Regions from separate parts of the Homo sapiens genome. Here region 1 is linked to region 2. Evidence: chromatin loops called from intact Hi-C (ENCODE). Cell type or tissue: sigmoid colon. All regions are shown on one strand. Each heading gives the region's core, and the rest is flanking DNA. Links, peaks and the distances in the headings are about the cores only. Region 1 overlaps LRMDA (leucine rich melanocyte differentiation associated). Region 2 overlaps LRMDA (leucine rich melanocyte differentiation associated).

Region 1 (16,092 bases), core at 2,780-10,779, 62 kb before region 2:
ACTATGTTTGTTATTTCAATGTTTCCCCCTTGCCTTGCCTTTTCAGTCCTCCTATATCTGTTTGTTACAGGCTGAACTGTGCCCCACCAAAAATTCACAGGTTGAAGTTCTAAACCCCCAGAACCTCAGAAAGTGACTGATGATTGGAGATAGTGTATATAAAGAATTAAGTTAAAATGAGGTCATTGGGGTGGGCCCTAATCCCATATAACTGGTGTCCTTGTAAGAAAAGATTGGGGCACAGACAGGCACAGAGGGAAGACCATGTGAAGACACAGGGAGAAGACAGCCACCTACAAGGGGAGGGGAGAGGCCACAAACAACTCCTCCCCTCATGGTTCTCGGAGGAAATCAACCCCACCAACATCTTGATCTTAGGCTTCCAGCCTCCCGAACTGGGAGAAAATAAATGTCTGTTGTTTAAGTCACCCAGCGAGTGGCATTTCTTATGGAAGCCCTAGAAATCTCATACCCTACTTAAACAATTCTCTTAAATTATCTCAGAAAAATAACTCATACGCTAGTGTCCAGGAGTGGTCGTACAAAACAGATCCTCAAAGATGGGGTTCCAGGGTTGTTTTAGACACATCCTTCACTTTCCTTTTTCATAGGTAGTTGTATTGAAATTAACTTTATTGCTATGGGTCACTGTGGATAGTGCACCAAGTGTCTCGGGAACAAATAGCTACTGTCCTTGGTTCTTATGGCAGTAGTGATAGCTCCAAAGGCAGTGGAGCAGGAGGCTGCTCCTGGGAGGACTAGAGTACTTACAGAAAGGAAATGACACACACAGGTCTTACAATTTCAGCTCAAGTCACAAAAGAACCAGAAAATCTCTATGGCAGCCCTTAATGAATCTTTTATTTCTTGGAGCTCATATGCCCATGGCCACAAATATTCCTGGTGACCCCTTAGTGTCATAGGAGTGGTATCAGAGGAGCTGACCACTTGAGCACTTGAAATCACAAACATCAACTAAGTGGTGTGATAGTAGGAACATTCTAGCACTGAATGGAGAGGCCACCAAGAGTTCTTGTCTGCCAAAATATAGACTTACCTCAATCCTGTCCATCCTCTTATCTGTGGCCTTGAGAAGCAGTTATGTCTATAAGCACAGCCTCTGCAGTGCGGTCTGCTTCTTCTGTGTGCCCACATGTCCATAAAGCCATAGTGAAACAGGGAGGAGAGAGAAGCTACTCTTACCTTAGATCAAAGAGCATATCATGTGCCCTATTGTCTTCCCGTGTCACATGTCCTCCACGAGATGATCATATAATCAAGCATATGTATATGAGCACACAGAGATTCACACCCATTACCTACACGGTGATGAAGATATGAGGGAAACTTGAATAATGGAAACTCATGAATCATTTGGAAGCCTTGTTTTGTTTCAGATTTCTAACTCAAAAAATGTTTCAGACATTTTAAGCAGCTGCTCAAAAAACAAAATTAAGGAGGTATTTGAGGTTACCCCATTCTTCTGGCTTTTTGCTTATTTTTACTCAAAGGGGTAAACAACAAGGTGGCCAACAGATGAGCTGGAAGAGAGGAAGTAACAGCTGGAAAGATAACCCTTTGTAAAGACACATGAATTGTTCTTAGTTAAATTGTCCAGTGTGTACATCTGTACTAGAGTTCACCTAACTGCCCTGGCCATTCTCATGTCTGAGAAATTGTCCTCACCTAGGAGCTCTTTTCCCAGCCCCGTCTGTTGTAGGCATGTTGACTGGGTACCAGGCCATTCTAGTCTCTCGCCACTCGTCCACTCATACCTTACAATTGCAGTTCCCAACACACCAGGTTCTCTTGCCTCTATGCATCATAATCCTCATCTCTCTTCCGGGAATACCCTTCTCTGCCAGCTTAGCCCAGAGTCAATTCCTATTCCTCCTTCAAGATTCAGAATATCTGCCGGGCGCAGCGGCTTACACCTGTAATCCCAGCACTTTGGGAGGCCGAGGCGGGCGGATGACCTGAGGAGGGGAGTTTGAGACCACCCTGATCAACATGGAGAAACCCTGTCTCTACTAAAAATACAAAATTAGCTGGGCGTGGTGGTTCGTGCCTGTAATCCCAGCTACTCAGGAGGCTGAGGCATGATAATCGCTTGAACCGGGAGGTGGATGATGTGCAGTGAACCGAGATCACGCCAATGCATGCCAGCCTGGGTGACACAGAAAGACTCCATCTCACAAAAAAAAAAAAAAAAATTTATTTTGCACCTACTGTGTGCCAGGCACTGGACTGACTAGTTTTGAAGATCCAGCTCTGCACAAGTTAGATAAGAGTCTAGCTCTTGCAGCGTTCACATCCTATTTGGGGAGATACATAATACACAAGCGGACAAACTCATAGACAAGATAATTTCAGTTATGACCAAGGCTATGAAGAGAACAAAGCAGTGAAGCAGAAGAGACTGAGTGAATCTGCAGCTGTCCTTTCTCCTCAGTTCTGTTTCTTTAAAGCCCTTCCCCCCTCCCCTGCCACCGCCCAACATCCAGCAATCCTCTTCACTGGGTCTCTTAGGCACATTCACTCATCTGCTCAAACACTCTAAAACTTGCAGTGAAAGCCATGTTGCTTTGCCCTGGAAGAAGTAAATTACAAAGCTAGCCTGTCATCACACTGAATCCTGTTGCCAATCCACCTGCTGCTACAAGGGAGTCTATCTTCTTCACTTTGGGCAGCCAGTGCCCCACAAGATCCTAGTGGTAACCAAAGCACCCCATAAACTTCAGCAGCAGGAAGAGGTCTGTTTAGAATGATAGCTTTTCCTTTTGATTTATTGTCACTTCCCTTTCCTGAATTTCAAACAAAATCCATAGGTCCCACTTGCATCTCATTTCACTGTTGTTGGCTGTTTTCCCCTGGGGAAGCATCTGGCCCACAATTACAGTATTGAAGTTGTGGTTTAAGGTTTTCTGGCTCCTGCAGCTCTAGAGCTCTTCCACGGGACTGCCTTGGATACAGAGAAGTGCTGATCAAAGAAGGGCAGTTTGGAGAAAGTAGGCCCACTACCCATCCCTGAGCCTCCCTGAAGCTGCAGTCTAGCAAAATGCCACCAGACTAACCAAGGGACCCCATGGACTAGTAACAAATCAATCCTAAGAGATCTTTTAAGGGGCCCTGAACTAATAACTTGCCAGCTTTATGCATTGTGGCTCTGTGCACTGCCTCGGTTGGGTAGAAGGAATGAGGCACTTGTAAGGTTATTGAGCACAGCATTTGCACAGGGGAACAGCGGGAAGTGATTTAGCAGCTACACAGGTGTTTTCTTTAATTATGCACTATAGGAAACACTCGCTGAGCTCAACAACCCCCACTGTTCCCTGTGTGCTTTCCCAGTTGTCCAATGTGGGAGGCACTGAGTAGCTGGAGAGGGCTGTTGTCTGGCTGGAGTGCTTCCTAGCAGCCAAGAGACAGGTCCTCTCCTCACATGTACTGCTGGAAACGGCTCCCTTGAAGGCCAGACCACACACCACTCAGCACAGGCAAAGATGGTGCGGGATGCCAGAAGAACTGTGTACCTATGGGAGAATTTCAACTTCTCATAATGGGAATTGGAAGCTGCTGAGACATCTAGCTATAGCGGCCAAACCCCAAAGCAGCTGGAAGTGAGATTGGGCATCGAAGAATGTTAACAAAAAGGAGCTGGGTGAAGAGGAAGAGGATGGTTCTTCTGGACCTTAGACTTCTAAATCTTTTCTATGGGGATTCTTTTACTACCAATTCCTGTCAACTGATGGGAAGGAACTTATTCTACTTATCTGTTTTTTTCATATGGAGAAACTGAGGTGAAGATGGAACTAAAAGAATACCAAGTCAGGTGTCTTAATTCCCAGTCTAGTTCTAAGAGACTCTTCTATCTTTCTCCTCAAACATTTAAGTGTATACAAATTGCCTGGGACTCCTGAAAAAAAAAATGCAGATTCTGATTCAGAAGGTCTAGGGTATTGTCTGAGTGTTTGAGTTCACATTCTGGTTTTTTTGGTGGTTGTTGTTCACATTCTGGTTTTTTTGGTTGTTGTTGTTTTTGTGTGTGTGTGTGTGGTTTTTTTTTTTTTTTTTGAGACAGAGTTCCCTCTGTGGTCCTCACTCTGGCACAATTGCAGTTCACTGCAGCCTTGACCTCCCTGGTTCAAGGGAGTTCAAGCCACACCAAGTAGCTGGGACTACAGGTGCATGCCATCACACCTGGCTGATTTTTGTATTTTTCGTAGAGATGGGGTTTCTCTATGTTGCCCAGGCTAGCCTTGGACTCCTGGACTCAAAGGACCTGCCCGCCTCGGCCTCCCAAAGTTCTGGAATTATAGGTGTGTGCCCCTGTACCCGGCCTGAGTCCACATTCTTAACAAAAGCCCAGGTGATTCTGTGTAAAACACCCTTTGAGTATCAAGGAAATTTCTTAAGACAGCACTTCTCTTCTCAGAGGGCAGAGCCTCCCATAATAGTTTGATGAGGATTCCTGGCTCTCCCAGTTCACCATCTCCCCCTCCTATCTTTAACACTCTGTCAGGAGCTTTATTACACAACTATGCAATCTTGTTGCATTCTGAAAACAAATTTATGGTTCTAGAGTTAAGGCACTCTACCTACGGGGAAGAACATTTGCTAAGAACCAGTAAGTACAATGCTAGATCTCTTTATTTCATGGGAATCATTCTGGAAGCAATGCACTAAAGGCACCAACAGGTTGCTGTGGAAATCTCAGTGCTCATAGCCTGCTCCCTGACTGATAGGCTATGCGAATACAGGACTGACATTTTAGTAGAGTTCACTGGCAGTGAAGTTCAACAGAGGCTTGTCTCCATCATCATGACAGGCTCACTGGAGATTTTCTGTTACACAGGACTTTGGTTCTTGATGGCATACCTAGACATTTCACACCATGCATGGCGAGGTCAGGATGAGGCACAAATATTTGCTCATCTCCCCTTGCTACTTCCCATAACCCAAGAGCACTCCCATTATGTTTCCAGGAAAAATGTGTGTTTGCTACAATGTGGTTATAAACAAAAGGCCTACTGTGCCTTTTGTGTTTTATATTGTCCTTAGAAGTGTTTTAAGCACAAACTCGTTTAATTTCCAGAAGTCTGTGAAAGAGATGTTCTTATACGTATTTTATTTATGAATAAATGGGGACTTGAAAATGTTAAGTAGTGTCACCAAGATCATATAAGAAGAAACATCAGAGCCAGGATGTGAATGCAGTTTTTATCTATGAATACAGTACTCTTTGCAGTTGCTTTCTTTAAAAGTAAATGCTGAAAATGCACCCTCCCCTATGGAGGGAAGAGGAGAGAGAAAGTAGCTCTGCAATGCATCTTAGAGTCCACAAATAGAGGGAAAGAACTTTCCTTAGAGGTTTTGGAGAGTAGGGAAATGAAGAGTGCTGGTGGTATCTGCAATGCTTCCCATCCACCCTTCTACGTTTCCTTGGTTAACACTATTCAAGTTACACTTCTGTGTGACCACCCTGGGCTGGGCACCCTGAGAGAATCAAGAAAAGGTAAAGATACACAGTTCTTGCTATTACGACTTTTACTGTCTAGTCAGAGAAAAATAGCTAAATCATGGAAAATAATCAGAGGCATTCACGATATGTGATCATCTGTCTCCACCACATGCATTAAAGAATGTGTGGAACACAGATCTCCATCTTGGCTGCATGCTGGAATCATCAGACACACAGCAATTCTGATTTAATTGATGAAGGCCAATCCTCCTCAAGTGTGATTTTGGACTAGCAGCATTAGCAATAACTTCTAGAAATACAAATTTTTAGAGCCCTCTACCTGCTGACTTAGAAATGCTGGGTGTGAAGCCCAGAAATGTGTGTTTCCACATATCCTCTGGGTGATCCTGATGCAGGTTAAAGATCTCAAAGCACTGATAGAGGGTGCAGTGTGAACACTGGGGCTTTTTCAAAGCTCTCCTGACAGTTCTACTGTGCAGCGAAGTCTCACAACCACTGACCAACATATAAGACAATAAAGACCAGCCTCTAGGAGAGATGTCACAGGCCAGTCACTAAATAGGGGACACATTATGAAAGGCTTTGAACACCAGACTGACGGTCTATCTTGAAAATAGGATATTATGTGTTCTATCTTCCCCATAGGGACATAAGCTCTCCAGAGGCAATGGCCACACCTTCTAATTCCCATGTCCCATTCAGGGCTCATCACCCAGTGAGCACTCAGTGCACATCTGTCACTCACAATTTCTCATTGTTCTGAGTGTAGACAATTGTGGGTTGAGCCTTTGGAGACGATGTCTGGGAGCACATGTATACATATTAACAAACCTGCACGTTGTACCCCAAAACTTAAAGTATAATAATAATAAAATTAAAAAAACAAAAGCCCAAAAGGAAAATAACAGGCTAGCCAAAAGGAGGAAAATTCGGGTGAAAACATGAAGCACCTGAGTTATAAACACGCATCTCTGATGCTCATCCTATAGTGCTTGACATTGGTAGGAAGCATTTACAGCAACCATTTCCTCTCCCTATTCCCACCCTCACTCAACCACACATTTCGCAGTGGCACCAAAGCACGTAAAGCATTTATTAAACAGCATGAAATCCATTTAACGCTTCTCTGGATGCACTAATTAGGTTTTGTATTTTGGGGCAGAGCAATACAAAACAGAGGGCAAAATCCTGGGCTTATTAACATTCTGTGCGTCTATTTTGGATTGCTCCATGAGGTGTTGAACTCCACCCCCATTTTCAGTCCCAAGTGACGGAGAAAGTTCCTTTTAGGGAGGATAGGAGGAAAAGCTTTCAAAACCTGCAGTCAAAAATAATAAACACTAGTAACAGGCTATCAATCTCTGGGACTTCACCCTGGTCCACAAAGTTCCCCATTTCCATTAATAAACATCTCCAGGAACATTACAGTTCCTTTGGAAAATCCAAAGTGCTTGGCAAGGAGGTTTTGATTTCCAGCCAGCCCTTATTTGGTGCCGTGTGTGGAGGATCTGTTAAGCTTCATGCAATTAGCAGGCATAGACAAGCTTTGAGCAGGGGATATTTTTTAGTTCATTGAATCATACCAAATCTGAATCTATTTACCAAAAGGAATAAGAAATGTGCATCTGGCTAGGCTCTTAGTAGACGCTTGAGAAAAACCGTCACATTTTACTGATTTCTTAGTGCTATTTTGTCTTGACACTTGGAATTCACAATCAGAAGAGAGAAAGGTTGCAAAGTCTCAGACTGGGCTTGCAGGCTGAGGAAAATGGCCTTATTTGTATCTGTGCATCAAATGCCGAATCTTCTTAATATATTTTCAAAGTTTCCTAAGATGCCTACTAGGGACCTCCTTAAAAAATCAGAATAAAACAAAATAATGCACTGTAGCCAGAAGTGTCACATAGAGGAGATTTCTGTGGCCCCTGTGAAGCTGGGCTTCCCACATGAATGATACAACAGTGCAATGGCCTGTGGGGTCTTCCAAACTGTGTCTGATGTGAAACAGAGTTGAGGTCATTCCTTAAAGAAAGGAGCTCCACTGATCAGGCTCTGATAGTGCTCTCATCCAAGAGACAGAGCTCAAGCTTCCCCATATCCCATTCACCCTCAGGTACCACTGCCAGGAAATAAAAATGTCATATTGGTTCTATTCCATATCCATAGCAGTACGATGGCCAAATCAATCAATCAAACAGAATTTGACAAAAGTATCAATAAACTTGCCTGCATGTAAGCTATCAATAAGCCATTTTATATTCATCTAAATGTTTACATGTAACTAAAAAATAACAGCACATTCTTCCAGGATTGATTAGTATTGGAAATGAAAACAGTATTAAATATCCAGTGCAGGCTGGTTCAGGTTCAGAGATTTATTGCAATGTCAAGATTTCACATAAAATTCAACAACCCACCCTTGTCTGGAGGAGAGGGGTGACTCCCCTCTATGGGTGCTCAGACTGCAAATATATACAAAACAGGCCAAATTTTTTTTAATTAAACAGCCAAGTTTTTTTTTTTTTTGAAAGCACTAGGAGTGTGAAAGAAAACAAGCTTCGATCCAAGTGAAATGGCCTAAAAAATGATGCATTTCTATCTGGCTTGTTAGAGGAGTTCCAGGTTGAGGGGGACACCTCCTATTTCCCTTACTGTAACATGTCCATAGAGCATATGAGGCACGCACATCCCTCCTGGCATATTAAGTCTAGAATATTTATCTTCACCATTACAGCTGATACTTAGTAAATGATTACAGTTGATTCTTGTCATTTGCAGCAGCTACACCCTATAAAGTCTCTGCAAACACTGAATTAGCAAATACTGAACGATTGCTCCTAAGGAAGATACAGAGTTAGGTTCCTGAAAGCCTCTGGTCACAACATTTCTGTCAACTGATTGAGACGTAACCTTGTTGTTTCTATATTTCTGTTTAAGGAAACTTATTTAAGATATTTTGTTGATTCATTAATGTCGAACTTATGGCCCATAGCACTATAACTTATGCCTGAAGAAAGCTTATCTAACACATGGATTTTCTCTACAGGGCACATCATGGCCTTCTTGGGCTTAGGAATACCATACAGAACTTCAGCACAATACTTGGCAGCCACTTTAAACTGCAAAATCACCAAAAAAAACACAAACACATGAAAAGCATAGCACTAAATAGACCATTGGAAAGACATTTGCATACAGTCTGAGAGCTGCAACGAAAAAGCAGTGTCACCTTGTTCAACCTCAGCTGGAAACATGCACATCGGGCAACTCAACATTTCACTGCTTTGTGCATGACTATGAATGACTGAGAAAGTGTGTCATGAATATTGATTTGGGGGCTACAGATTTTAGTGGGCAGGCAAATTTGCAAACACAGAATCAGGGAATACTGAAGATCAACTATACGTTACTTGTCCCATGGCTGACGCGGAGAAAAGAAAATGGAAAAGCATTAAACTTCGAAAAGTTGAAACTAAAACCCTGAATGCTCTCTCCTAATGGGAGACTGTTGCCAAGTACTTTCTTGATCTGTAGTAAAGAGAAGCCTGAAGGAATGCTAAAGACAGGGTCATGACAGTTCTTGGAGACAATGAAATGTGACTCTGACCATCCGCAGACATCCATGGAACTGCCGAAAATGTTCAAAGTCGGAGTTACGGCTAAGACCACAATTTGAAAAAACCAACACTCAACTTCCTATCTTCAACTTAACCTCAGTAAATTAAGGCAAGGATTAAAACAGTCAGAATTCCAAACAAGTTCTGTGTTGCAGGATTACTATTTCAGACCCCAAAAAATAAAAAAGAAGGGAAGAAGGAGGTGACATGGTAAGAATGAAAGTCTTCCTTCAAGAGCTAGAAAAGAACACCTCTTAACAACGGGAAGGTAGAAAGGACAGGCTGGGCACATCAGAGTGCTGACTTTTACTTCAAGTTTTAAGATCTCAAATCTGCATCTCAGGCTTTCATCTGAAATAGTGCCTTTTTTTTTTTTTTTTTAATAAGAGTGCAACTTTCTCAGAAGGCCTACTCCTTGGTCTGCACAAAGAAAATGAACACTTATTTTCAGTAACTACCTTATGAAAATGGAAGGATTATCTCACTTCAAAACAAGACTCTTTTCTTAAAGGGCATAAGACATTTTTCTTAGCCATCACCCTGAGCAAATACAGCTTTTCAATGGACATCTGAGTCATGTGCTCTGGAGCCACATCACGTGGTCCTCTGCAATTGCTTTTGTAGTCACCAGGGAAGCTCCAGCTCAGGGCCTGCCCTCCCACTACTATTTCCTTTGAGAACTTGGCAGACATTGAACATGCTCTTTGGCCTCCATGATAAAACTTCAGAGTGGAACATTTTGCTGGGTCATGCCCAATTACAGAATATATTTGGTGAGTTAAATAAAAATAGTGGGAAAACCATCTCAACACACCCCACTCTAGAAGCCAGGCCCTTGCTCAAACCATAATGCTGAAATTGAATCTGGCTATTTGTTGTTCCTTATTTTAGATGACACCAGGAACAAAATGGAGACCGAACGACTATTTTCGGGTAGAGATGCTATGCAAGGGGATGTTCTCTGAGGGATATTCATACCCTTTCCCAAGCCCAACAACCCAGCCCCTAAGGAGGAAGAGGAGAAATACTAGCAGGGTTGGCCAGCATAGAATACCTTTTCTTCACTGTGGTGCATACAGTTGGAATCACTGGGCCTATACAAGTTGATGTGGCCCTTCTAGATTCCTTACTACCCGACTCTGCCACACAGCCAGAGTAACAACAGGATATATCCCTTGGGACATTCCCTTCCATTATTCAGGGGCTTTCTCCTCTCCCACATAACTAAGTAGGATGGTCCCAGAAGATAACACTTGCCCTTGTCATATACCCTCTGATCCCCTGCCACTTCCCCTACACATCTATGCCAGACAATGGGCCACAAACTCTAATTTTTATGCTTTCATCTGCTGCTAACCGGTGTGTAAGGCCTTGTCTCCCAGAGAAGTGATAAGATTTGCAACTTGAATTTGAGTTTAGAGGTGACCACAAGGAGAACAGACCTTTTGGCCTGCTTTTGTTCTAGCATAGACCCTTAAGTTACCCTAAGCTGACTAAGGTAAGGAGCCTCCTGTGACATTCATCCTAGCCCATCAGTGTTTTTACTGGGGTGTATTCCTAAAGGCCCTGGCTAATATCAAAGTCTCATCCCATCAGGGATTAGCATCGATGCATACTCTTACCTCAGGACCTTGCAGGAAGAGGTGACCAGCCGAGCCTAGGATTCACTTATTTTGGTCTTGGGGATAAACAGCATTTTAAAACCTTCAGAATTTCATACCAATTCAATACCATCAATATATCTTATATTTTCCATTTCTAATCAAGGGATTTGGGCGTTGGGTGACGAGTTGAACTAATGTCCTTTAACACCATCCCACACTTTCTTTCTATAATATTCACCAATTCTGGGTGGCCATAGATGTTGATCCAATGGGCAACAGACAGTTTTAGATTCTAGGAGACAATTTCTTCTATAAACAGAGGCTCTCTTACTCTCTCCTGCAGACTTCATCTAAAATTAATTTTATGGGAAGTTGGACAACATGACCTTTAATGGCCTCTCCGACTCTGGCATTCTAGGATGAGGAAGTCATGCTCCAAACTAAAACTCTGTACTCATGTGGTTGCTCTCTCAAGTCACATGGAATAAAGAGAGCAGAAATACAACTTGGCCCCAGTCAAACCAGATCCCTGCCCTGGATTCTCCATCAAAGAGAAACATATGTGAAAACTCCACCCAAATTGTCCTTCTCTCAACATCCCTAACCCTCTTCCTGTTGCTGTGAAACATCAGAATTTGTCCTTCTCAGCATATGAGACCTCTGTAAAGTCAGGAGATTACAAATAGTCCTGGCAGTTTCCAGAAAAGTCTACTCTGTCATTGGGCACAACAGGGGAATCCACACATCTGGCCCAGGGAAAGGAAATGGAAGATACAAATAAAAAGGAAGTCAAAGTCGGGCGGGGTGGGGGGTGGCGGTGAGAACAGCTTGGTCTAGCTGAGCGAATGCAGACCCAAATCACCTCCAATTCTCACTGGGTCATTTTTTTTCTTTATGTTTAAAGGAACATGTGGGTTTTAAGAATGTTTATTTACTATGTCTCGATTCTCTGCTTGCTTGTTTTGCTCGTTTTAGGATAGCCAAGTTGGTACAAAGAATAATGCAGCCTCGGAGTGACCAAAATCTGCCTTTTTAGGGAGTCTGCATTAAACAACAAAAGAGCATACAATGCAGACACTGCTACTTTCACTATGGAAGTAATATGATTAGTGACTCTTTTTAGTTCAATTCCAACATTTAGCACGTCAGTAGAGATTAGAATCCTCAATGCAATCACCCAAAGATCAACGTTTTGTCTATCTTTCTCCTCCATCTATGTGATTCATCCTAAGAACTATTTATGTGTACCAGACCAAAGAATTCAAAATGAATGTTGTTCTAGATTTAGCTTCATACTACATGTGAGTGATGGCCCCCAAATGTGATTTCAAAATAACTTATCAATGAAACGGTTGTCGTGGTAAGCCAGGAAAACTAGATTATGCCTGAGAAGATGTGATTCTCAGTTCAGACTCTGCTACTAATTGCCTATGTGACTTTAAGAGGTTCCTGAACTTTTGTAAACGTTCACGACATGAACTTTGAAATGAGTTTTGAGGATTAAATGTAATGTCTCATACAAACATGGAATATGTACATAGATATGCATTTTATGTTCTCATAAAACACTATATTTTTATCTTTGGCTCACTTATCTTAATGCATCAAATGGTACAATTATGAACATTAGAACCCTAATCAGCCAACTGGGCTCTAATTTAATAAAGGAATTTCTGGAATCTACATCCAACTGCTGAGCTACATCAAAATCCATGTGATCTTCTATTTAAAACATAAATTTTTTAGTGTCTACAGGAAAAATATATGAATGCATAAATTAATGTCTTAAATGCAGTATGAAACATGCTGTTGTGGTTACCGGTTTATCCATCCTGCATGATTTATTCATTAACAATGTAAGACTAGATAATCTATAGCATGGCAAACAAATGTGCCCTGGTTTTGTTCAGATCATTCCTCTAAGCAGATGCTTATCATAGCCCCCTCAAAGTAAAACAGATGTTGCACTGTTGAAAGTCTTGGGAATACATGTTTCAAGAAGACTCTGTATGTCATATAACCCACAGTAGAGGTGAAGGGCTTGGCTCCTATTTGAATTCATATACACTTTGCCATGAGATTTCATTACACCTTAGTTGGCAACTAAATAGACAAATCCTTACTCTTTCATATCAACATGGCCAAACTAGTACTGGCATGGCAGAATCCCAGCAAATATATGCATAGAAGGGACAGCATATTTAGCCTGATTAAAAGAGTCAATGGATCCAACCCACTGATCAGTCCTTACAAGAGCTTTATGGAACTGTGCCCTGCAGGGAATCCTGGTCACTGCTAATGATGACTATCTTTAACTGTGCTTTAGAAATATTCTTCTATTTCAGAGACCTCTGTGAACATTATAGAATATTACTTATCATTCATCTATCAAGTATATTTATTTAGGGGCTACCATAAGTCAGGTACTCCTATGACTGTTGAAGTCTTAGGAGATTCAAATATATAGAAGTCCAGACCCTGTTCACACAAAGTTTACTGTCCAGTAGAGAAGTTGCATGGCATAATAGAAATACCCCTTATACTAGGAATTTGGAATCCTAGGATATAACTCCATCACATGTAGTGGTTATTTGATAAATATGAGTTTACTTATTGAATGAAAGAATATACAAGTGTATGAGTGAATAAAACAAATACATAAACATTTTGCTGTTAACTGATCATATTAGGTTACTTAACTTTTTAAACCATCCTCCCCCAGGGCCTTCCAATAACACTTTAATTAAATCCAAACTCCTTACCCCAACATAAAAATATCTTCTTCCTGGACACTGCTTTCCATTTTCTTGCTAGCCCACTATACGTCAACTATTCCTGGCTTTCTTTTAGACCCTCTACTTCACATCTTTGTACCAGCTTTCTAGCCATCTGCATCCTCTGTTCTCATCTTTACCTGATGGATATCTTTTTTTTTTTCATTCAGTTCCCATCTTAAATTTCACACCATCTGCCTGTTAAAGGAGTTGGAGTAGGTAAGTTTTAATTTCATTCCATTTCAGTGATTTTCTAAAATTCTGAGGGCAGCAGAAACAGGTGAGTGATTAGGTGTTTCATTTAAAAGAGAGTTAAGTGTTCTGGACCCCACATGGCCTTCCCACATCCCTGCTGCAATCAGATGGACCTTGAGGCCCTGACCCAGATCCCAGAGCTTCTTACCATATATTATTGTCTACATCCAAATTGAATGCTCCCTCACACTTAGGTGTATTTGAAGAAGCAAAATAAGAGCATAGGACATAGGCATACACAATCTAGTTGACTTAAAGCATGTCAAGATGCCACCCACTTCCTGTCCACACTGATGAGCCATCTGATAAGTGACCTCAGAGCCATAGAGGGCTAGAATTCTCTTCATACTTCCTCAATCAAGCAATGAAGAAAATACAGGAAGATTTTAGGGATAGGTCATTCCTTTGAAGAAAATAATTATAAATGGGTAAAGACAAAGCATCGGGCCAGGCATGGTGGCTCACGCCTGTAATCCCAGCATTTTGGGAGGCCGAGGTGGGCAGATCACCTGAGGTCGGGAGATCGAGACCAGCCTGACCAACATGGAGAAACCCCATCTCAACTAAAAATACAAAATTTGCTGGGTGTGGTGGCACATGCCTGTAATCCCAGCTACTCGGGAGGCTGAGGCAGGAGAATCACTTGTACCCAAGAGGTGGAGGTTGTGTTGAGACAAGAGCACACCATTGCACTCCAGCCAGGGCAACAAGATTGAAACTCTGTCCACCACCCTCCTCCACAAAAAAAAAAAAAAAAAAGCATTGGAGAAGCACTTCCTGAAGAACATAGTCTTCACATGCAGCACCGTTCAAAGGAAAATGGAAAAGTATATCTGGCTCCCTAGCTTGCTCAAAATATCCAGCTGTCAATAAAAGTCTATAAAAATGCAAATCAGAGGCCGGGTGCAGTGGCTCACGCCTGTAATCCCAGCACTTTGGGAGGCCGAGGCGGGCGGATCACGAGGTCAGGAGATCAAGCCCATCCTGGCAAACACGGTGAAACCCCGTCTGTACTGAAAATATAACAAAAAAATTAGCCAGGCATGGTGGCAGGCACCTGTAGTCCCAGCTACTTGGGAGGCTTAGGCAGGAGAATGGCATGAACCTGGGAGGCAGAGCTTGCAGTGAGCCGAGATCACACCACTGCACTCCAGCCTGGGCGATAGAGCGAGACTCTGTCTCAAAAAAAAAAAAATGCAAATCAGAAACACACAGAAGAATGCTTCCTAGACATCCCAAATTAAGTACATCACTTCAAACTTCAAGAGTAGAATCCTACCAAATTAGAGTGACATAGAAGCAAGGAACATGCCACAGAACCTGCTTGTTGGTCTTAGAGCACAACAATCCCTATTCAAAAATGAGCATAGAAAAACATATGTATACATCTGCCACTATGGATTCTACAAAAAAAGACAACAATATCATCTAGAATAGGAGCTCTTCCATGTTGACTCAGATGAGGAGGATATATTTGAAATTTTATTTTTACATGAGACAAAAGCAAGATTTAGAACTCATCTGTTTGCTATCCTCAAAAACTCTGTAAAACAGACTCTGTAAAAGAGAATCAGAGTGTCAAAGGAAAAATTATTCTGAGATGAATGAAGAGATAATTAGTAAACTGGCCGAATTAAGAAATTAACCTAGGAAACCCAAAATCCAATGGTAAAATGAAAGTCCATATTTGAGGCAATATAAACAGAAGTAAAACTGAAACAATGTAAAATAATAATGTGGAAGAAAATTTAAAGAATATTTCTCAATATTCCGAGGAAAAATATAGAAGAGAAGATGACAGACGTGGAGGACAATTTAGATCCAGATGAAGTGTTACTGAGGAAGGAACAGAAAATTTATCACAAAAGAATTAATAAAATAGAAATTGCCCCAGAGAAAGACTTTATAAGTTTTATATGCTTATAAGGCTTTAAATAAAATGGCTTAGTGAGAACCAAATGAAATGAACTTTTTTAGTGACTAGAAATATTAGGGAAGTTCTATTGTGTTTTAAATCTCAATGATAAATTTAAAATCCTACAAAAATGAAAAGAGGAATGAGAGCTTATCTCTAAAGTAGCAAAAATAAGGCTGGCCTCACCCTTCTTTGCAAAATCAAATAAATGTCAGAAGACAATGAAACGATTTGTCCAGAGCAATGACTAGAAAAGTCTATAACTTAAGAGGTTTATGTCCAAGTTGTTCATGTAAAAAGGTTGCAGGAAGACATTTTACTAAGCTTAAAATCATAAAAACATTAATCATTTTTATTCTCTTCCTGAGAAAGCACACGAAAAATGAATGTCTGTCAACTAATAAAGAAAAAGAGAAATCAAGAACTCAAGACTGTGAAATCAAGACTG
Region 2 (16,092 bases), core at 5,530-13,529:
AGGGACATACTCAGGGTCATGATGAATGAAAGGACACCTGACAACCCACCCTGAATCAGCCTTGTGTATCAATGCAGGGCAGATGTCATAGCCAACTCTACTCCCATGACAGCCACAGAGGCAGAGCAAAGTGAGAAGGACCACTGTGGTCACCTTTTCACCTCTTCAGGAGGAAACATTTTGTGCCACCAAAAGACCATGAGAGGCTGGAACATTTGTCTTTAGAACATAGAGGCTCAACGGGTATCTCCAACTGCCTATACATCTTACTGCTATTTTGTTAATAAAACCCAAATGTGTACCTATCCCAACATCTCTGTTCCATGTATTTAGAGTATAAGAAAATACGATAGTTCATCAGAAGCCCTTTTAGGATATTCACACCTCTCTCCCTACTGCCTTTGATATGTTAACAGTTTGTGGGTCATGTTGGGATCTAATGAAGATGCCACAGAACAGACATTAAAAGATGGCACGGAAACATAAATGCCATGATGTTCCCTTTCCGCCTGTTAGTACAGGATGTGTGGACTTGTGCACAGCCACCCTTTCCGGAATGCCGGCCATATTTCCCAAACCCATCCACTCAGCACTTCCCCTGGTTTTAAATAAAGAACATATGCAGATGTAAATGAGCTCCATCACCGCTTCCTGTTGTTCCTCTTGTTTGGCAATTTGTGGGTTTTCCTCGCTGGCCAGTTAAATAAGAGGACATTTGGAGCAGAGAATACTTTTGGATTTTCAGACTGCCTGATAAAATGGTCATCTTTTTAAAATAAAGCTGGAAAAAGTTTCAAGCACTAAGGTTACCCTCACAAATACAGACAATTTTCAGGAAATGGAAGGTCAGGGAAAAGTATGACACAGAGAGAGAAAGATAAAACAAGAGACACAGAAAAGGAAAAAGGAACGCACGGGGGCTGAGGAGAGTATAGGAATAAATTATTCTTTAATGTTTTAATCCTCCAGAATTAAAACAGGAAGAACTCTATGAATGAATAACTAGCAAAAGGCCACAATGTGATTGTCTCCACTGCTCTTTCTTCCCTATTTAGAGGTCCAGTTCTTACCAGGTCCAATTACAAACACATCCCGTCAGTTGTGAGCTCTGACTTCTGAAGTTCAATCTGCTGCATAACCATGAAAAGATACCACCAGTCAATCACATCCTTAGACAGGCGAGAACTGTCTACTTGGGTTAAAATAATGACAAGTCTGGTCCTTTACCCTGTTGTATAAACAGCAGCGCACTGTTCCTGGCAGGGCTGCATTTGCTTCTCCCCAGCTCCCCTGTCCCTCATCTGAACTGTGTTGAAACACACCTGGGCACCATACCTCCCATCAAAATCTAATGCAGCGTTTATTGCACCTAGTGACGAAAGCTGGCCTCAGGTACAAAAGGAGACCAGAATGCATGTACTGCAAAGGTTTCTTTCCTCTGTCTTCAAGTCAGAAAGGAAATCCTGACAGAAAATAGAAACTTTGAATATTGCACAGAAGAACCGGGGACCAAGATGGTCAAATTCTTTGGGGTCTTATGAGTCTGGGTCCTGCCAATTGTATTAGTTTTTTATTGCTGTTGTAACAAATTAAACTCAGTGGCTTAAAACAACACAGATTTATTATCTTACAGTCTGGAGATCAGAAGTCCAAAAAGGGTCTCACCGAGCTAATAACATCTAGGTGTCAACTGCTCTGGTTACTGCTGAAGGCCCCAGAAAAAAATCATTTCCTTTTGCCTTTCCAGTTTCTAGAGGCTGCCTGCATTTCTTGGCTTGTGGACCCTTCCTTCATCTTCAACTTACATCACTCCAACTTCTATTTCTGTTGTAACATCTCCTTTCCCTGTTTGTATCCCTGCTGTTTCCTTTTTATAAGGATTTTTGTTTTCATACCGGGCCCACCCACATGGTCCAGGATAATCTCTCCATCTCAAGTTCCTTAACTTAATCACATCTGCAAAGTCCCTTTAAGAGTGTCAAAAGTGGGAAGTTGAGGTTTTATACAGCATGGCAAGGGAACGCTTCAATGAGAAGGAGACTTTGGAGGAAACAGCTCAAGGAAAGAAACGATTGAGCCATTCATATACCCAGGAAAGAGCATCCAGGCTGGGAATATAGCAAGGGAACAGACTGAGCAGGGAACACACCCAGTGTGTCCCTGAACAGCTAGCGAGCCAGTGTGGCTATAGTGGAATGAGCCAGGGAAGATAAAGGGGCAGATGAGGGCAGAGAGATCTCATGGGGGCCTCATACACCATTGTAAGACCTTGGCTTTTATTGTAAGTAAAAGCCAGCCATCAAGTAAGCACATTTAGGGTTGGAGATTTTTTAGGGATTTATTTTATTTTATTTCATTTTATTTAGCTTGCTCACACACAGACATTTAAAAATTACTGCTAAATGTTTCTTTTGGGGAATGTGAAACACTCATAATAATAATAAAAAAGTGCCTTGGGCTTTCTTACAACTGGATACATCAAAGGGTTTTCACTAGTAATTTGGGGAGTGTCCGCCTCTGGGTGCCACTGCTGTGATTTCAAAATAGAATTATCTCGTGCTATGTGATTTCTTGAATCATTAGTTTTCCATTTTCTCTTCCTCTTTTCTTTTGGTTCAATTTTTTTAGTCCAGTGCTAGTATATGCAAGACATTTTTTTTTAAGGTGACTCATGGGCAATTGGGTGAAGGGGGCAGTTGCGAAAGAGGGAAAGGAACTGAGCCTCTTCCCTGGGCTCAGGCAGGACCCAGGCATCCTGCATCTGTTTCACTAGTGGAGAGCGGGCACCATTGAGGGTGTCCAGCTTTGCTAAGACAATGGGAAGATCTTAAGGAAGAGATGGAAGGCCAGGGGGGAAACTAGGAAAAGAGAACTCTTCACAACCCAGTGGATTACTTTACTTGATTTAATTAACCCTTTCACTGCACCATGTGACTAGAATGAGGGCATTTTTGCCACACAGAGAGAGTTCTTACCAGAAGCATAACCATCATGAACAAAATAGAACCCTGGTCCCACCCCTTTAATTACTTGGCTGACAGCAAGCTGAAACTCTTCAAAATTATAATTATCAACAATTCGAACTCATTATGCACTGAACAGTACTTATCTCTGAAGATTAATAATTTTAGCTTTATGAAGGAAAAAATAACAAAATTACTTAATTTTCTTCTCAGTTAAAGCCCCAAATTTTTAAAGGAACAGTCTGTAGGAAGGGAGCCAGCCATGCACCACTGGCCCTGAGGGGTTTCCTGGGTTAGCATCTACATATAGGGAGTCCACAGAATGGGCATGCAAGACGGGAAGACGGGTGGGCCCAGGCATGCATGAATTAGGACTTTGACTTCTTGGCCCTCTTACCTGCCTTTTCCCACCTCTAACTTCCAAGATCAGTGACAAGAGGTGCTTGGCGAAGAAGATGAGGAGGAAGCATCTCAGGGACTCTGAATCTTCTGCTGGGTTTTTGGTACAGGGTCTATCCACATGCCAACATTTCCACGTCTGCACTATACAGTGGAGTATAATTTTTTTAATGAGAAACAATTAAAAAGAGTTCAGGCATAAAGGGAAGAAGCACAAGCAGGAGACTATAGGAGAGATTAGGACAGAGCTATCTGGGGAGCACAGGGCCATTGCTGGGGCACTCCTGTTTGATGAAGGGCAACATGCAGAACAAATAAAACACTTCTGGGGCTCCAGTTTGGGCCATAAGGTGCCCATTTGTGACCTCTGAAACAAATCCAACAGTCCTTGAGGTTCTGTGGGAAAGGAACCAATCTCATTTGCAAAGCTCTCCCTAGGAACTACACATTCCTTGGCCCACCTATGATTATTTACATCCTTGTAAGTTACATGTCTCTGAAAAAATCTCTATTTTAAAGAATGCAGAATAGCTATGTTGACAAAGAAAAAGGAATTAAATTAAGGTAGAAAATGCAGGGAGCGCATTGCTGTAAAATCCCTCCTTAGTAATTCTTAGGTGTGAAAATACTGGACTACAGACCTAGACAAGCCCAGAGGCAAGCTGTGTCCTCACTATGGCCAGTATGGTGTTGGTGTTAAAGAACCAGCTGGACCATGCACAGTGGCTCCTGCCTGTAATCCCAGCACTTATGGTGATCAAGGCGGGAGGATTGCCTGGGGCCAGAAGTTGGAGACCAGCCAGTGCAACATACCTAGACCCTACCTCTACAAAAAAAGATTAAAAATTAGCCAGGAGTGGTGACACACGCCTGTAGTCCCAGCTACTCAGAAGGCTAAAGTGGGAGGATTGCTTGATCCAGGAGTTTGAGGCTGCAGTGAGCCATGATCCCACCACTGCACTCTAGCCTGGGTGACACAGCAAGAACCTAATTCTAAAAAAAGAACAATAAAATAAAATAAAGGATCAGCTTCATCTTACCTTAGTAAATGCCCCAAGCCTCCTCTCTTCCACAGTCTCTAGGCTACTGCAGCACTGGCTTTTGTGTCTAGCTCTTGGCTATTTCAAGCTTGTTCCAGCCCCAAGGATTTTGACCTAGCACATTATTCTGCCTAGAAACTGCCCCATATTCCTGGAACGGCCTAACCTCTTTACCTCCTGCAGATGTCCACTCAAATGCCACCTTCTCAGCAACGGTTCCCTCATCATCTTTCTTTAAGGTAACATGCTTCCTGCACCATACTCAGGGACTCACCAGCATATCACCTCATTTGATTCTCAGAAAGTCATAGTACTTATGACTTTCTGAAATCATCTTGTTTATTGTCTGTTGTTTGCTGTTTCCCCCGACCCCACCTCTGCTGCCACAGCTGTATCCCTGCCCCTTTGGTTTCCCACTATACCCCTAGTCAGGGCCAGCTACATAATTTCCAGGGTCCAGTACAAATGAAAATGCAGGCACTTGTTCAAAAGGCAAGAGAAAAGCTTTTCCTGTTTGTCTGTAAGCTCACTAATGCTCTCCTCTCTTTCTCTCAACCTGTCATAGTATTTCTTATTTAATATGATACTTACATAGTTACTTCCTGACTATGCAGCAAGTACAGATCCTCCCAGGTACCCAGGGTCCTTACTCTGTGACCTGGAATACAGGGCATGTGTACCCAACCCCAACTCTCCCTGTGGTTGTGCCCAGGCCTCTGCCATGGTGGGAGGGTGAGGAGAACAAGTGGGTTAGAATCTATGTCAGGGAGGCAGAAGGCACTGGCAAATTCTCTGAGCCCCTAGCATATACCCCACTACCTTCTGGGACTTCACTCAGAAAACACAGATTCAAAAATAAAATGATTAAGAGTCTCAAGAAGATGGTGATGCTTAAACATAAAACCCCAAGAACAAGGTCCCTTTCTAAGCATGATGCCCATGAGTCCACATCAGCCCCTAGGACAATGCCAGGTATGCGGTAAAGGAAGGAATAAAAGAATAAGCAAGTAAATAAACGAATAGTTCCACAAACCACTTCTGTTTTGCTGTCCTGTGGGCACACTGGCTTGCTCTTCATGAACAAGAACATACCATCCATTGAGTCACTGGAGCATACCATCCATTGAGTCTCATCCACTGAGAGCATACCATCCATTAAGTCATTATATTGGAAGCTCAAGGGCATGGAAAGATGAATCAGAAGAAGCCTCCTTCATATAATTTGCAGCCTAGCACAGGTTGAGTATCCCTAAGCTGAAAATCCAAAATCCAAAATGCTCCGAAACCCAAAATGTTTTATGTACCAACATGACCCTCAAAGGAAATGCTCAAATGAGCATTTTGGATTTTCAGACTGGGGATGCTCAACAGGTAAGCATATAATGCAGATATTCCAAAATCTCCCCCAAAACCCCAAATTCTCAACACTTCTGACCTGAAGTATTTTTGATAAGGGGTATTCAACCTGTAGTACAGATACAGCAATGTTCTCAAACCAGTCCCCTATGAGGTAGAAAATGAATAGGAACCTGAGGTATAGAACGATGGCAGCTCAGAGATCTATATAGCTTCAGAGATCAAAAAAGCTTTTATGAAAGAGGTGACATTTAAGTGGGCCTTTAAAAAAGATGTGAGATTTAGTCATAAAGAAAATCCAGGAAATGGTAACGATGTCAGCAAAAGGTAAAAGGCAGAAAGCCAGAAATATGAACAGTACAGAGGTAATTGTGCTCAGGAAGGAGAATTGGAAAACAGCTTGAATAGGGAGTTCAAGGCCAAAGACAAAGAATCATGAAGACACTGAGTATTTCTGAGCAAAAGACTGATATTGTCAGGCAGTAATCTAGCTGCTCTAGGATACAGCTGTCTAATATTAGGTAACAAATTACCACAAATCTAACAGCTTAAAATAATACATATTTGTTGTCTCACACTTTCTGTGGGTCAGGAATCTGGATACAGCTTAGCTGTGTCCTCTGTTTTAGGCATCTCACAAGACTGTTATCAAGGTACAGACCAGGGCTGGGGTCTCATCTGAGGCTTAACTGGGGAAGCTTCCAAGCTCAAAAGATTGTTGACAGGATTCAGTTTCTTGTGGGGTCTTGGGTAGAGGGCCATAGTTCCTTACTGGCTGTTGGCCAGAGGCCACCCTCTGCTGCTGCCGTGTGGGCCTCTCCAACATAGCTTCTTACTTCATCAAGATCAGCAGGAAAAAAGTTTTCTACTAAGGCAGAAGTCACAATCCTATGTCACTTAATCATGAAAGTGACATCCCATTACTTTTTTCGATAATCTGCTGGTTACAAGCAAATCACAGGTCCCATCCACACATAAGGGGAGGAGATCTCACAAGGGTATGAACACCAGATAACAGATATTATAAGGACCATCTTAGAAGCTGCTGCCACATCATGGTAGGATGACTGGATTGGTGGAAAGACTAAATTACACAGGCCATGAAGGAAATGATTAGACTCAATGAAAAAGCACTAACTTTAGGAAGAACAGATATTTTCAAGTGGTATAATTCACAGGACTTGGCAACTAGTTCTATGTGGGAAGTAAAGACAAGGGAGAAAATAAAAGTTCCAAGGTTTTGAACTCTAGTAACTGGAACTACAGGAGCAGTTAAGAGAAAGAGAGAACAGAGGAGAGGCTGGTTGCCATTGTTTTGGGGGGAAAAAGAGAACGTACTGAATTCGAGATCCTAGAATACTATTCAAGGTGACCATATACTTAGCAATGCTAAATTTCAGGAATGCTATGAAGGCTGGAAATCTATATTTGAGAGACATCTGTACACAAATGACAGCTCATGGCATGTGATTGGATAAAGAAAATGGAGCTATCTCCAGTGATTTTATAGCTTGGAATGAGGATGCCCTGGCAACTCTCTTCTTGTGGGAATTCTAGCCTGACTTTTAGGTTAAAGTTATTCAGAAGGGCCGGAAGAGGACCTTCAAGTCAAAACAAAAACTTTAGTATGTCTGCGAGTCTGCCAAGAGCCAACTACTTCGAAAACTGATCCCACCAGGATTTTTCCAGAGACAGAGAGGTCTAGATGCAGGCAAAGGCCCCTCAAAAACACAAGCACATACACTGACATGTAAATAATAATAACAATATTATATTGTTTCTTAGTATTTTCAAATCAACTTTATTAGAAATTAAACCTTGGGATCACCTTTATTTCATTTTGCAGATGAGAAAACTGAGCCTTGCTCTAAATCACACAGACAACATCTATGACCAGAATTAGTGATGATCACTTTCTTCCATGATACAAAATTTTAGACCTGGAATCTGAATCTAAGATGCATTCTCCTAGATTTTCATGCACAAAGTCAAGGACCTACTTTATTAACATAAACACAAATGAGCACACATTTCCCAAAGCTATCAGAGGTTAATTAAATTTGGAAGCCCCAAAGACCCAAATTTTCCAAGTGAAGAAATGATCTTGGAATACTGCATCAAGTGGGAATAAGGAACTCCTGGCCTCCCAAGAGAAACCATCCTTTTCTGAGAAACTCATGGAAAAGGTTAAGGAAACTCAGCTGGCTTCCCAGTTGTTATCTGGTACGAAACTCAGCAAACTTTCAAGCCAGACCAAAAACCCAAGGCATTCCCTGTTGCCAATCCATATCATAATCAATGTTGATTGAATGTCTGAATGTAATTTGAATGAAAAGCATTTCAAAGCACAGAGGTTCTGTTCCCAATAAGTTTAGTCTATATAATCAAATGCATTCTTTCTGGCCCAATCAGCAGAGGCTTGGCAGAATAAAGGACTTTGGTATGAGCAAAAAAATCCAAGCTTAAATCTTACAATTGCCCCTTTGAGGGTCGTTGACTAGGCAAGTTTTACAGTGGTGTACTGAAATGAATACTGCCTCTATGCAAAGCAACAGGAGGTCACATTATAATTAGAATGCAATCAGTGGAATTGGTTATGGCTTGGTTTTCTTCCTGAAATGACAATCTATGCCACATCTGCCATTACATTAATATTTTCTGCATTACTAGAAGAACAGAGGGAGGGAGCTGGGGGGAGGGGGACGTCAGTGTCTTTCCACTGAGCAGCTGATAGAGTTGTCTTTAGCTAGAAGTCCGCATGAGCTAATCAAGGCCCAAACAGTTCACCTTTAAAATACCCAAACCATCTGGCAGGCTGTCCCATGATAAATCTCAATGATAAATGTCTCCGTTTTGATGTTACAAAGGAGCCGCAGACCTGCTCGGTTCTGGCACAGCTGAAAACATACTGGCAACAGTAGAATAGAACTCAGATGTCCCAAAATAGAGAAGTAAATCATTTTGACCTGCAGGGCATAATATATTTAGAGAAAGCCTGATTGTAATAAAAGGGTTGGACTCATCACAGTTTGTGCTCTAGGAGTGGCAATATATTTTTTGGTAATACTTTTCGGTTAGTGAAAACTCCAGCATGTACAATTTAAAAGCACTCATTCTTTTTCTGTTGTTCACCCCCTTGTTTTTGTGAGTCTTCAGGCATTTCCCTATGCCCCTTGTGAACTACAGCAGTCCCCTCTCTCCGGTTCTCCGACATCCTGCAGGGGAACTGTTGAGGCGAGCATGCCTTCAAAATGATTAATCTGCTCGCCTTTCAGAGGTCTGTTTTGCTGGGCCCATGGCCACTGCCAAGAAAGGACACACTGTGACCACCAGCACCAGGAAGCGAAGGCACAGCCTCCAAACTCAAGGTTAGCCCAGACCTGGTGCCGAGAGGGAATCGTAAAATAAATTATGCCGTGTGGTTTTGGAAGGGAGACTTTTATGTCCAGCCAAGCTTCAGAAACAAATTATGAAGTGGTCAGTTGGCCTTATTTATTTCATCTTTTTCCCCCACAAAGTTAGGAAATTAATTAAACAGGGATATGGAGTGTTAAGGGCAAAGTACGAAAGCTTCCCAATGCTAGTGGCCCCTGCCCCCTTCCCTGGCTGGCCTGAAGCTCAGAGTGAAGGAAGTCAGCCTACCACAGGCATGGCCAATAAAAACAGGGCCTCATCAGTTCCAAGGCTCCTGGGGAGCCGCCTGGGACCTTGTGACAACTGAGCAAAGCCCGGCCTCCTTCTCCACCCTGGTCTGGTTGGTAGCAATGGCTTGACCGATTCCCTCCACAGCTGCTGGGGTCACTTTCTGCTAACTAATGGGAAAGACAGACTTCCCATCTGCCCCCTGACAAATGGTTTAATAAAATGATTTTGCTCACACACCGAAAAGAGAAGCCAGAAACCAGCAAGGGAGGGGACGTGTCTCTAAGAAAAGGGGTTTCAATCTCATCCTTTTCATCTCCAGACAAGTTGAGGGAAAAGAGGGAAGGCAATTTCTCTGGGTGAGTAGAGTTGCGTGGCGTGGCAGAGGCTGTTTCAAAACTTCTGGGGGCCTGCAGCAATGAGAATGTGATTCCTCAGACTCTCAGGAAAATAAGTGCAAGTAAATTTGAGGTAACTATTTTCAATAAAACTTGAAAATATATATATGTATACTGACAGTCCATTTGGAGAGGAAAAGACACAATAATTCATTGGCTGTTGGCAACTCCATTGGAGACAAGTTACCCCATACCTTCCTTCTTGTCTGCCCTGGGCCAAACAACACATATCTAGTTATTTGACTATCTTCCCATAAGTCAGTTCTAGTGGTGCGGAGAGGAGACACCCACTGGATCATCGGCATCACCGGCTCTTTAATCATTTCTCTGGCTCTCACCTGAGTCCTTTCCAGGTCACTGACATCTTGGCTGATTCAGAAATGTGTAGAAAAGAGCAAGGTATTTCAGCTGACATTCCTGCAGGTTCACTGGGGAAGTAGAAAAGAAACAGTGGAAAGGGGCCCCTCTCTCTACTGGGTAAGAGAGTGCACGTGAGTGGCTATAGCTGAAAGAATCGCATCGTCACTTTCTTTCTGCACCATATGGTCTCTCCCTCTCATATCTGATTTATGACTCCCGATCACCACAGATCCTTTGGCTAGGCCACTTTCCACATGTCAACCTACTGTTGAATATTTGGATGCCAACATTTCCCCCAGGGAAAAGAAGAGACAAAGAATAATGATGTCTTTTCTTCTGTCCCCCACTGCCTCCCTACCATGTAGCGTTTCTAGTTTCTAGTTTGTATCATCTGACACAGGAAACCCAGGCTCTTTCTCTAGCCCTTCAAACGTGGCAGCTTCCAGCCATCATCTTCAATCAAAACATGCCCATAGGTTCAGGGGGAAAAACCACAGCCCATGGTAGGATGCTAAAGCCCTTAACTAACTCATCAATTCCAATCTACTAATTGGATTCCAATCTTCTCTTTTCACAAGGAACTTTTTGTATCAGGCAGCCCCAGAAAATAAATAAAATAAAATAAAGCAAAACAAAATGTCATCAGCACTATTGTATAGTACTATCTCTTACAGTTATGCAGTTTATATTCTATTCTCGCCAATTCAATTCAATTCATCGTGTTTTCACACTGTTTTAGAAATACAATTATTTCTTGATTGCCAGTAAGTGTTGAAAAATATCCATTCATTTGATAAATAATTATTGACTACCAGGTACTACCCTAGATTTAGAGCTACAAAGAGAGTTCTCAAATAATTTGACAGTCTGGCTAGAGTCATCTAATGTAAGTCTTAGATTAAGGAAAACTAATATGGGAATCTGAATACACAACAGAGAAAAGAAAAAGAACACATAAGCAAAATAACACAAATGGCTCTAATTCATGTGGTGTGGAGGCAATGCACTTTTGGGAATGGGTTCAAATGTGCTCATCAGTGACTACTGTCAGTGTTATGAGGTGACAATGTTTGTGGCATACAAGTGAAGCCAAGCTGCCCTCTGATGAGCCAAGTCTGCGTTTCATTTCCATCCAGATCCCCCATGTTGTATGGGCTGAGGGGCAATGACTACAATTGTCTGCTAAACAAACTACAGAGGAGAACCAGCTGAGATTGTTGGGCTATGAATCCAAAGATGCATATTATATAGAAAATATAATAATGAGGCAATTATGAGAGTCAGCCAAGGATACAATGGGGTGGAGTCATTGAGCAAAAGCTCTGAAAAGTTTGGAGCTGAGGGAGGACTAGAAATATGGTTTAATTCAGGTTGGTCACACTTCATACAAGAGGGTATTGCACTTACTTGCTCCTCCTGTAGTTATTCTTCTGTGGTGCCTTATTTAATCTCAGCAGTGTGTATCTATTCACCTTTTCAAGGTCAGGTGAATGTGCTAGCTTTAAGTGAAGAGTTTAGAAGTAGTATGCCTGGAACTCAAAAGCCTACTCTTCTTAGATATGTTCTACTTATGAGAATTAAGCCTAAAAGAAGGCACAAAAGAGAGGGATCACATCTCTTTTGCTGTTTTGATTTGAATTTTATTTTGTATGCCACTTGAGTAATGGCAAGCATGTTTCAGGAAATAACAATGGGAAAAACCCCTTTGGAAGATTAAACCCTGGTGCCCTTCCAGTGATTAAAGCATGCCTGGGCACATTCTCATCCAATCAATTACTAAAATACAAAAGCAGAGCAGATCAAGGTTGATAATGACATTGTATGTTTTTAAAATTAATAATAACAGTAGCACTGTAGGAATAGTAGTAATCCGCCTTGCATTCTGTTGTGAAGAGCCACACATTCAGCCCCCACTGCTTGATCACATAGACAAGTATTTTCATGGAATCAACTGCCCTCCAGAAAGCTGAGTGAGCTGACTCAAAAACAACACAGGGCCTTCATCCAAGGAGCCATAACTGGACACAGTGTAACCCCAGAGTCAACAAACCAAGGCAAGATTCTTCAGTCAGGAACACAACCTTCTCAAATGTGATACATGTGAAGAATCTTTATAAGGTCAATTTTCATCTTTGTAGAGTATTTTTTCACAAGTTGACAAAATATATGATTGCCAGTGAAAAGCAGAAGAATTTGGTCATTCACAGAAAGATGAGAGTAATACAGAACATTTGGACTCTTACCTCCCACGTACTTGATTACCTTATGCCCTCTGAAGGCAAAGATTCCAGAAAATGGACTGGAATCCCAATAGCCCAGACCTTTGTGCCTTCTAGTGTCCACATTAAAGCCATTAAACAAATGGTTTATTTAAACTTCAGTTTCTGAGAATGCCTTTTTAAATTAAAATAAAATTATCACTCCCTTGTTGTTGCATCACATTCTGTAACACCTTGTTCATTCTGGCTGCACTGGGCTATTAATGGCAAGTGTGAAGAGGGTGTATCCTGTGTTCTTCTGTCTCACAATATTTGAAAGCCATAAAGACACATAGACTAATGGAACAGAATAGAAAGCCCAGAAATAAATCCACACATTTACAGTCAACTGGTTTTCCACAAAGGTACCAAGAACACACAATGCAGAAAGGACGGTCTCCTCAATAAACAATGTTGGGAAAACTGAATATCCACAACAGAAGAAAAAAATTAGACCCTTATCTCATACCATATAATAAAATCAACTCAAAGTGGATTAAAGACTTCAACATAAGACCTGAAGCAGCGAAACCACTAGAAGGAAACATAGGGGAAAACTCCATGTCATTAGTCTGGGCAATGACTTTTTGGATGTCACCCCAAAAGCATAGGCAACAAAAGCAAAAATAAATAATTGGGATTACATCAAACTAAAAAGCTTCTGCTCATCAAAAGAAACAGTCAACAGAGTGAAAAGATAACCTACAGAATGGGAGAAAATATTTGCAAACCATGCATCTGATAAGGGGTTAATATAAAAAAATGTATAAGGACTCAAACAACTCATTATTAAGCAAACAACCCAATTAAAATATGGGCAAAGGACCTGAACAGACATATTTCAAAAGAAGACATACAAATGATCAACAGGTGTATAAAAAATGTTTAACACCATTAATCATCAGGGAATGCAAATTAAAACCAAAATGAGATATCACTTCACATCTGTTAAAATGGCTATTATCAAAAAGCTAGAAGGTAAGTATTCATAAGGATGTGGGAAAAAGGGAACCCATGTACATTACCAGTGGGAATGTAAGTTAAAAAACAGTATGGAGATTCCTCAATTAAAAATACAGTTATTATACATATAACCTAGCAATCCCACCAAAAGAAATGAATGTATCCAAAAGAAATGAAATCAGTATGTAGGAGAGATATCTGCACTCCTATGCAGCAATTATTCACAATAACCAAAGTATGGAATCAGTCTACGGTTCCATCAATGAATGAATGGATTAAGAAAGTGTGGTGTACTTGTACACAATGAACTACTATTTAGCCTTAATAAAGGACATCTTGTCATTTGCAACAACATGGATGAACCTGGAGATTATGTTTAGTAAAATATGCCTGGCAAAGAAAGACAAATACCACATGATCTCACTTATATGTGGATCCTAAAAAAGTTAAACTCATTGAAGCAGAGAGGAGAATGGTGGTTACTGGGGACTGCTGGGAGTATAAGTAAGTTGGGAAGATATTGGTCAAAGGATACAAAATTTCAATTAAATAGGAGAAATAAGTTCAAGAAACCTATTGTACAACAGGGTGACTATAGATTATAACAATATGTTGTATTCTTGAAAATTACTAAGAGTATATTTTGAGCATTCTCACTACAAAAAAAAATAATAAACTATGTGACACAATGCACATACAGGTTAAGCACCCCAATCTGAGAATCTGATATCCTAAATACTCAAAAATCTGAAACTTGTTGGACACCAATGTGACACTCAAAAAAAATGCTCACTGGAGCATTTTGGATTTTTGATTTTCAGATCTGGGATGCTCAGCTGGTAAGTATAATACAAATATTCTAAAATCCCAAAAAATGTGAAATCCAAAATACTTCCAGTGCCATTTCAGATAAGGGATACTCAATCTGTATTATTTAACCCCTTTCAGCCATTCCACAGTGTATTCATAATTCAAAACATTTGTACATGACAAACATATACAATTTTTGTCTGTTGATTTAAAAACATATTTTAAAAGAAAAGAATCTGAGAGCCAGCAGATAGAACAAGTTTGTTACGTTGACCTACAAGCCTTCCAACTCTGTCTTTTCTGTTCCACTGTGAATGAAGATGGGATTACCGAGATAATATTGGAGACTAAGCTACATAAACTGAATATATTAATGCAAATTATCATCAGAAAATAGAATTAGCTGTACTAAGCAATCAATGAGATTATTCCTAACTTATGGTCAACATTATTAAAGCTTGGCTTTTCTCCTTATTTAGCTCTGTCAAAACTACTGCTCAGCTTGTCAGCAATCAGACACTATTCCAACATAAGACTAAAGTTTGGTAGCCCAGACAATGGGTAAATATTTTTAAAATATCATTTATGTTAACAGATCAAGACTCTGTGGTGATACAGTCTCCATAAATCCATAGACAGATATAATTTGCATAGACTTCAAAGTAGACTAAGAACAGTTACCTTAAATAAGGCATTTTACTACCTAATCTCTAACCTATTCATGCAAAAAAGCTTCTTATGACCATAAAAGATTAGGCTCCATGAAAGACAAGAGCTATGAGAATCAGGAGCTGGGCTATCCAAAGCTTTCATTATTTTGATTAAAGAAAGAGTGGACTGCATGAATAGCTTTCTGGTTGTTTTATTTCATGCTGAATAAGGTCACCAAGGGAGAATAATTTTCACTACCAAAAATTAGCCTAAACCTTAGTTTAATTTGCATGGCTTTCCACCCTAAGTGTGTATTCTGTCAAGCATAAACTATATTTACCAGACATAATGGATCTTGGCAGGTCAGAAAATTGCAGTTTGGTCTCTATTACACATAAACCACCAATGGAGAAAATGCTATCAGGATTGCCAATAAAATACATAGTAGGTTATCTTTACTTATCCTGCAGGCAGCAACACTGAGATCCCTTCTGGTTTTCCACAAAACGAAACAAAACCAAAATAAGCCTCATCAGCTTCTGGTAACATTGTAGGCTATCTGTCAGGGACATGATGCCAAATGATCATCACGAATCCCACTCTCTTTGTCTGCAGCTAAGGGCACTCCAGGAGGGAGTGAACAACCACCTTCAAATAAGCTTAAGTTGCTATACAGAAAGAGGAAGACTCCTTCCTGGATTCCTGGCTTCCTAAAATCTGGGAATGTGACTACATTCTGCCAACATGCATTTTAGGCACAGCTGACCTCTTTGGAATATTGGTTAGAGGTTTTATTCCTGTTCATAGTTGCTAAATTGTGAATAATTTTATGAAAGAATGGTGTCACTGCAGAGGGAAAATATTTCCATTGGATGGTAAGTTCTTGGGTTCTATGACTATCATATGTTGAAAATTCCTAAATCTTTTTCTCTAGAACCAAGAATGCTAACTCTCTCCACGTGAATACACAAACAGGCCCCAAATAAAACTTATCACCTTTGGTGAACTCCCTTCATACCTTCCAAAAATCTTTTCCACATCAGTACATGTGTCAAGAAATGGTACTGCTATCCAGGAGTAAATCAGAGGGGAAGGGGGCTGACAAATCTGAATGGACCCTGGCTACTGAGCTGGAGCAGAGTCCAAGGTTCCCCTACCCCCTACTGTACCCAGCATTCATTATTATTTAGGGAATTATGGGGGCATACAGGCAGTTTAAGGATTTTGAAGACCTGGATGGGAGGGGCAATGA

What was found. A loop is a pair of places that touch in the nucleus more often than their neighbours do. Peaks named below come from ENCODE experiments on the same cell type or tissue, not always from the same donor. Only the 100,000 strongest peaks of a DNase experiment are listed, where the experiment ranks them.
Region 1: a loop joins it to region 2, with 2.5 times the contacts of the local background. A loop is called at or near these places in 4 of 110 quality-filtered maps.

The regions. Positions count from the first base shown.
Region 1 is chr10:76,450,039-76,466,130 of GRCh38, reverse strand. All of the region lies in intron 6 of LRMDA (leucine rich melanocyte differentiation associated), which reads right to left. Among named protein-coding and RNA genes, the nearest start is that of KCNMA1-AS1, 430 kb to the left of the region's middle. In sigmoid colon, for the core only: no CTCF peak of the experiment used is centred there; a DNase peak (open chromatin) is centred at 6,940.
Region 2 is chr10:76,390,635-76,406,726 of GRCh38, reverse strand. All of the region lies in intron 6 of LRMDA (leucine rich melanocyte differentiation associated), which reads right to left. Among named protein-coding and RNA genes, the nearest start is that of KCNMA1-AS1, 490 kb to the left of the region's middle. RefSeq lists an enhancer at 7,733-9,968. In sigmoid colon, for the core only: no CTCF peak of the experiment used is centred there; DNase peaks (open chromatin) are centred at 8,616, 9,086 and 9,406.